3 separate regions of the Homo sapiens genome follow, and all the other regions are linked to region 1. Evidence: read pairs that join two places in POLR2A ChIA-PET (ENCODE). Cell type or tissue: GM12878. All regions are shown on one strand.

Evidence for each region. ChIA-PET counts read pairs that join two places held together with the same protein. Peaks named below come from ENCODE experiments on the same cell type or tissue, not always from the same donor. Only the 100,000 strongest peaks of a DNase experiment are listed, where the experiment ranks them.
Region 2: POLR2A ChIA-PET joins it to region 1 with 7 read pairs; 8 of 35 experiments call an interaction of 5 or more read pairs at or near these places.
Region 3: POLR2A ChIA-PET joins it to region 1 with 5 read pairs; 5 of 35 experiments call an interaction of 5 or more read pairs at or near these places.

What each region holds. Positions count from the first base shown.
Region 1 is chr22:38,304,939-38,307,438 of GRCh38, reverse strand. All of the region lies in intron 6 of TPTEP2-CSNK1E (TPTEP2-CSNK1E readthrough), which reads left to right. The region is part of intron 2 of CSNK1E (casein kinase 1 epsilon); the gene reads left to right. Among named protein-coding and RNA genes, the nearest start is that of CSNK1E, 11 kb to the left of the region's middle. RefSeq lists enhancers at 1,307-1,556, 1,657-1,706. In GM12878, a CTCF peak has its summit at 1,600; DNase peaks (open chromatin) are centred at 1,168 and 1,668; H3K4me3 peaks cover 496 bases; H3K27ac peaks cover 2,410 bases.
Region 2 is chr22:38,063,719-38,066,218 of GRCh38, reverse strand. It overlaps PICK1 (protein interacting with PRKCA 1), which reads right to left. Exons shown (of 13, transcript NM_012407.4): 4 at 1,089-1,217. Among named protein-coding and RNA genes, the nearest start is that of PICK1, 7.6 kb to the right of the region's middle. In GM12878, no CTCF peak of the experiment used is centred here; no DNase peak of the experiment used is centred here.
Region 3 is chr22:38,575,944-38,578,443 of GRCh38, reverse strand. It overlaps FAM227A (family with sequence similarity 227 member A), which reads left to right. Exons shown (of 17, transcript NM_001013647.2): 17 at 1-326. Among named protein-coding and RNA genes, the nearest start is that of DMC1, 7.0 kb to the right of the region's middle. In GM12878, no CTCF peak of the experiment used is centred here; no DNase peak of the experiment used is centred here.

The DNA of each region.
Region 1 (2,500 bases):
CTGGGATTACAGGCGCTCCCACGGGAGCACCTTGGCTAATTTTTGTATTTTTAGTAGAGATGGGGTTTCATCATGGTGGTCAGGCTGGTCTGGAACTCCTTGCCTGGTGATCCGCCTGCCTCAGCCTCCCAAAATGCTGGCACCTGGCCTTCTCCATATACTTTAAATCATCTCTAGATCACTTATAATACCTAATACAATGTAAATGCTATGTAAATAGTTATTGTACTGTATTTTTAATTTTTATATTATTTACCTATTTATTTTTGAGACATGGTCTTGCTCTGTCACCCAGGCTGGAGTGTGGTGGTGTGATCATAGCTCACCGCAACCTTGACTTACTAGGTTCAAGCAGTCCTCCTGCCTCAGCCTCCCAGGTAGCTGGGACCACAGGCACGTGCTACCACGCCTGGCTAATATTTGTATTTTTTGTAGAGATAGGGTCTCACTATGTTGCTTAGGCTGGTCTCGAACCGCTGGACTCAAGTAATCCTCCTCAGCCTCCCAAAGTGGTAGTACTACAGTTGTGCATCACTGCACCCAACCTATTTCTTATTGTTGTGTTGTTATTTTTTATTTTCTCCCCCCACGTATTTTTGATCCATGGTTGAATCGGCAGATGCGGAACCCACAGCAGATGCTGATACGAAGGTATCAGCTGATAAGAAGATGCTGTGTTCTAATTTTTAATTTTTTTTTTTTTTTTTTTGAGATGGAGTCTTGCTCTGTCGCCAGGCTGGAGTGCAGTGGCACAATCTCGGCTCACTGCAACCTCTGCCTCCTGGGTTCAAGCAATTCTCCTGCCTCAGCCTGCCGAGTAGCTGGGATTACAGGCGTGCGCCACTACGCCCAGCTAATTTTTGTACTTTTAATGGAGATGGGGTTTCACCATGTTGGCCAGGATGGTCTTGATCTCTTGACCTTGTGATCCGCCTGCCTCGGCCTCTCAAAGTGCTGGGATTACAGGCGTGAGCCACCGCGCCCGGCCTGTGTTCTAAAATTGATTGTGGTAATGGCTGCGCAAGCTTGTGAATATACTAAAAACGGTGAGTCGCACACTTTGAGTGACTCAATTGGAGAGTTATCTGAATTACATCTCAATAAAGGTGTTGAAAGAAATTGCAACTTATAACACAGTATCCAGTGAAGCGTCCCCCACCCCTTCCTCCCTGACCCACTTAGCCCTGTACAGTCATGTTTCTGTTCAGTGTTTCTTTATGTAGCTAGAGCCAAACACAGATACTTAGTTCCCCACCTTTTTAAAGAAAACTGAAATGAGAGTGTGGAATATACACTGTTCTGTGCTTTGCTTTTTCACTTCCTGTATCTTGGAGATCTTTCCACTTGTGTGCAGAGAGAGCTTCCTGGTTCTTTTTCCATTGTATTCTGTTTTATGGATGGGCTATTCTTTATTTAATCAGCCCCCTCAGGAGGGACATTTGGGTTGTTTCCAAGCTTCTGCTGTTCCAAACAGCCTGCAGCCGACAGCCTTGTCCCCGCCTTGTTTTGCACCGTGCTAGGATGTCAGGTAAACTCCCAGAAGCGGGGTTGCTGGTCAGGGCTGAGTAGCGTCAAATCCCCCTCCAGTGGCGACTCAGCAGTTGACGCCTCCACCACCTGGGAGGAGTGCTCAGCGCCCCCACAGTCTTGCCGACAGACAGGTGTGTTATCTCGTAAGACTTTTGACAATCCTAGGTGAAACATGGTCTTTCACGATCATATTAATTTGCATTTCTCTTACAAGGAGGTTGGGCATCTTTCCCTATGAGTAAGGCTTTTCTATTAATGATTTCTTTCTCTGTGAAGTGTGTGTTTCAAATCCTTTGGCCTATTTTCTGCTGAGTCTTTTTCTGACTGATTTGTAGGAGCTCATTACATATTAGCTCTTTGCCTGTGATAAGAATTGCAAGTGAGTATGTCTCTTAGGACTTTATTTCCGGTGTTTTTGCCATGCAGAAGGGATTCTTTTTTTTTTGGAGAGGAAGGAGCTTTTTTTTTTTTTTTTTAAATGGCTTTAGGATTTTGAATCAGGGATAAAAATAAAAGCTTTGCCTAACCCCAAGGCTATAAGGCAATTCTCCCTTCTTCTAACATTTCATTGTTATTTCTTATTAAACGTTGAGTGGATGCAAAGAATACGTATAGAATACCTGCATGGCCTAAGGTGTCCCTCCCTGGGAACCACCGTCTGACATTTAATCTTTTTCCTTTCTTTCGTGTTTAAATCTGTATTGTCCAGTCTTGTTGCCTGTTTTGATATGGAAACAAGTAGAACTGTGCTTGCACTCTTCTTTTTTTTTTTTTTTTTTTTTTTTTTGAGCTGGAGTTTCACTCCGTCACCCAGGCTAGCGTGCAATGGCACAATCTCGGCTCACTGCAACCTCCGCCTCCTGGGTTCAAGTGATTCTCCTGCCTCAGCCTCCCAAGTAGCTGGGATTACAGATGCCTGCCACTGCGCCCGGCTAATTTTTGTATTTTTGGTACAGACAGGGTTTCACCA
Region 2 (2,500 bases), 240 kb after region 1:
CACGTGGAGTGGCAGCTGTGGGGTCTCAATGAACCTTGCTGCTTCCTTTTTTTACAACAGAGCTCTGAGCCCCAGCCCCAGGCCCTGATTTGTCCTATGGCTAAAGGGGCTGGAATAGGAGAATGTGCAGGATGGGACTCTTCCTACAGCAAGGAAGGAGAGAAGCACGGACTACTCAGGAGCAGGACAGGAGGATAAAGGGGAGAGAGGATGGAGCAGCGGCTGGCCTGGGTTAAGGCAGGAAGGCGGACTATCAGGAGTGCCAGAACCCGGAGGATGGAAGTGGGGCTGAGGGAGGTAGCTGCCACCCTTGGCCAAGCTGAACTCACAGTGGGGACCCTTGCCCCCGAGACTTTCAAATCACCCCATGGCTGTGCACTGCCTGCACATCAGTTCTTTCACAGTATTGGTTTCCTGAGACTAGCTAGCAGCCACTTCGCTAGGAAATGGCAAAGGGGCTGCATGCTCGCTTCAGGAGAGGCCGGGATGCCGCCTGCCATTCCAGTCCTGGAGCGGCAGGGGTGGGGGAAAGCGGGGCAGGCAGTGTGTGACTCTGGTCTGTAGAGCAGAAGATCAGCTGGCCTGGGAGGGGGGTCTCTGGGTGTCTATGAGCCCAGGAGGCTGTGTGGGACCGAAAGTTCCTACAGGATGGGGAAAGGGCACTCTTCTTTCCCTCCTAGCCCTCACAGGCCCAGCGTGACCCGGCTGACATTATTGGGTGTCTACTGACCCAGGGAGGATCACCTTGGACTTTTAGCTTCAGCTCTGGCACTGACTGGGGACACATGGGCTTGCCTGAGGGGTGGTTCCAAGTCTGTCAGCTCCCTGGGAGCTCATGGGGACCTTGTGGTCTTGCTGCCCACTCTCTTGCCAAGGTTCAGCACAAGTCCTGGAGCACGATTAGTATTTATTGAATGAATGAGGGATGGATGAGGGAGGCTGGAGTGTGACCCTGACCCTGCACATGACAAGGAAGGGGGCGGTGAGGGCTGATACCCCCTTCCAGGCCTGCTGGGACCTCTGGCAGCCTGGAGGTCTCAGAAACATGTGTTGCTGCCTCTGGACACCTGCTCTGCAGCAGCCCTTACCTTCACCTCCTGAATCATCTTCGCCACCTCCACCTTAGTTTTCCCTTTGATTGACCTGCCATTGACACCGGTGATCTCATCGCCAGCTGCCACTGTGCCGTCCAAGGCTGCTGGGGTGTTGTCAAATACCTGTGGGTGCATAAGGAGAGTGGTGGGGGAAGAAAGGGAGGGCTAAGATGGAACCTGGGAAGACACCTGACCACTGCCTGGCTCTGTCTTCCACTCTACCCTCTGCTCTCGTTTTTTGAGAAAGCGTCTCACCACCCGGGCTGGAGTGCAGTGGCGTGATCACAGCTCACTGTGGCACTGAACTCCTGGGCTCCAGCAATTCTCCTGCCTCAAATACATAGTCAAATGATTTCTTTTTTTTGAGTCGGCGTTTCGCTCTTGTTGCCCAGGCTGGAGTGCAATAGCGCCATCTCGCTCACCGCAACCTCCGCCTCCCGGGTTCAAGCAATTCTCCTGCCTCAGCCTCCCGAGTAGCTGGGGTTACAGGCATGCGCTACCACGCCCGGCTAATTTCGTATCTTTAGTAGAGACAGGGTTTCTCCATGTTGGTCAGGCTGGTCTCAAACTCCCGACCTCAGGTGATCCACCTGCTTTGGCCTCCCAAAGTGCTGGGATTACAGGTGTGAGCCACCGTGCCCGGCGGCATCAAATGATTTTTGACAAGGGTGTCAAGAACATTCAATGGGGAAGGACAGTCATTTCAACAATGGTATGTGAAAAATGAAGTTGACACTACTTAACACCACATACAAAAATTAACTCAAGGCCAGGCGCAGTGGCTCACACCTGTAATTCCAACACTCTGGGAGGCCAAGGCAGGCAGATCACCTGAGGTCAGGAATTCGAGAGTAACCTGGCCAACATGGCGAAACCCCATCTCTACTAAAAATACAAAAATTAGCTGGGCATGGTGGCAGGCGCCTGCAGTCCCAGCTACTCAGAAGGCTGAGGCAGGAGAATCGCTTGAACCTGGGAAGTGGAGGTTGTAGTAAGCCGAGATCATGTCACTGCACTCCAGCCTGAGCAACAGAACGAGACTCTGTCTCGAAGATAATAATAATAATAATAATTAACTCAAAATTGTTCAAAGACCTAAATGTAAAAGTTAAAACTATAAAACTCAGAAAAATGCCTAGTCCAAAACCTTCACGACATTGGAGTTTACAGTAATTTCTTGGATGTGACACCTAAGATCCAAGTAACAAAAAATAAACAAATTGAACTTCATAAAAATTTTAAAACTGGTGCATCAAAATACACCATCCAGTCTGGGCAATGTGGCAAAACCTTGTCTCTACAAAAAACACGAAAATTAGCTGGGCATGGTGGTGTACGCCTGTAGTCCCAGCTACTTGGGAGGCTGAGGTGGGAGGATCGCTTGAGCCTGGGAAACAGAGGCTGCA
Region 3 (2,500 bases), 270 kb before region 1:
ATTTGGACTGAAAAAATGAGAAAGCCCAAAATGACTATTAAATATACATGTATGTGTGTGTATACATACACACAGTCATGCACCACGTAACGATGTTTCAGTCAGCAGCTGACTGAATATATGACGGTGGTCCCATAAGATTATAATGGAACTAAACAATTCCTATCACCTAGCGACTCTTAGCCTTCGTAATGTCATAGCGTAACGCATTAGTCACGTGTTTGTGGTGATGTTGGTGTGAACAAATGTACTGTGTTGCCTGCCAGTCATATAAAATATAGTACACAATACTGGGGTAATGGTAATAAATGACTGTTACTGGTTTATGTTTTATTTATTTCATTATTTAATTTTCAGTGTTCTTTAGCTATGGTTTATGTATTTACTATCTTATAGTTTTTATCATTATTTTATGGTGTACTCCTATTTATTAAAAAAAATGTTAACTGTAAAACAGCCTCAGGTAGGTCCTTCAGGAGGTATTCCAGAAGAAGGCATTGTTATCATAGGTGATGACTGCTGCATGCATGTAATTGCCGCAGAGACCTTCCAGTGGGACAAAGATGTGGAAGTGGAAGACAGTGATATTAATGATCCTGACCCTGTGTAGGCCTAGGCTACTGTGTGTGTTTGTGTCTTCATCGTTAACCAAATAAATTTTAGGTAAAAAAAAAAAAAAAAAATTGGCCGGGCACGGTGGCTCACGTCTGTAATCCCAGCAATTTGGGAGGCCGAGGCAGGTGGTTCACTTGAGGTCAGAAGTTCGAGACCAGCCTGGCCAACATGGTGAAACCCTGTCTCTACTAAAAATACAAAAATTAGCCGGGCGTGGTGGCATGCACCTGTAATCCCAGCTACTTGGGAGGCTGAGGCAGGAGAATTGCATGAACCTGGGAGGCAGAGGTTGCAGTGAGCCAAGATAGCGCCACTGTACTCTAGTCTGGGTGACAAAGCAAGACTCCATCTCAAAAAAAAAAAAAAAAAAGGCCAGGCGTGGTAGCTCATGCCTGTAATCCCAGCACTTTGGGAGGCCAAGGCGGGCGGATCACGAGTTCAGGAGATCGAGACCATCCTGGCTAACATGGTGAAACCCCATCTCTACTAAAAATGCAAAAATTAGCCGGGCATGGTGGCGCACGCCTGTAATCCCAGCTACTCAGGAGGCTGAGGCAGGAGAATCACTTGAACCCAGGAGGCGGAGGTTGCAGTGAGCCGAGATCACACCACTGCACTACAGATTGGCGACAGAGTGAGACTTCATCTCAAAAAAAAAAAAAAAAAAATAGTAAATATTTTCATTTACATACAGCCTTTAAAGGAACACATTACCTGGAACAAGATTTAAAGAAGTACAAATATCTAGGCACAAATGAATTTCTGGTTTAGCTTAAACTTCTTTTATAAATAACCATTTACATAAACTTTTAATATATTGAGATATAACATACTTCTATAAGATAGACAATAAATGACAAAGCCCAAAAGGATTATTTTATATATACATAAATATAAACATGTATGTGTTTTATACATATTTTGTGGGTTATACGTACACATAAAAGTTATATATAAATGTTTTATGTATTAAATACTGTATATTATGTATATTATATGTGTATATATATTTACATATATATATACACACAGTCATGTGTCACTTAAACCATGGGGATATGCTCTGAGAAATGCATTATTGGGTGATTTGGTCATCATGTGAACAGTATAGAGTGTACTTACACAGACCTAGTACACTCTATGTTATACCTGACTGCAGGCCTAGGCTATGTGGGATAGCCTATTGCTCCTACGCTACAAGCCTGTACAGCATGTTACTGTACTGAATAATGTAGGCAACTATCACACCATGGTAAATGTTTGTGTGTCTGAACATATCTAAACATAAAAAAGGTACAGTAAAAATATAGTATAAAAGATAAAAAATAGTACAACTACATAGGGTACTTAGAATAAATGGAGCTTATAATAAATGGGCATTTATAATAAATGGATCTGGAAGTTGCTCTGGGTGAGTCAGTGAGTGAGTGGTGAGTGAGTGTGAAGACCTAGGACATTACACTACTATAGACTTTATAAGCATTGTACACTTAGGTTACACGAAATTTATACAAAAATATTTTTCTTTAATGATAAATTAACCTTAGCTTATTGTAACTTTTTTACTTTATAAACTTTAATTTTTTTAAACTTTTAAACTCTTTTGGAGTAGCTTAAAACACACATTGTACAACTATACAACAATATTTTCTTTCTTTATATCCTTATGAGTTTATACCCTTATGAGTGCAATGGTGCGATCTTAACTCACTGCAACCTCCACCTCCCGGGTTCAAGTGATTCTCCTGCCTCAGCCTCCTGAGTAACTGATTACAGGCGCCCACCATCACGCCTGGCTAATTTTTGCATTTTTAGTAGAGATGGGGTTTCACCCTGTTAGCCAGGATGGTCTCGATCTCCTGACCTTGTGATCCACCCGCCTCAG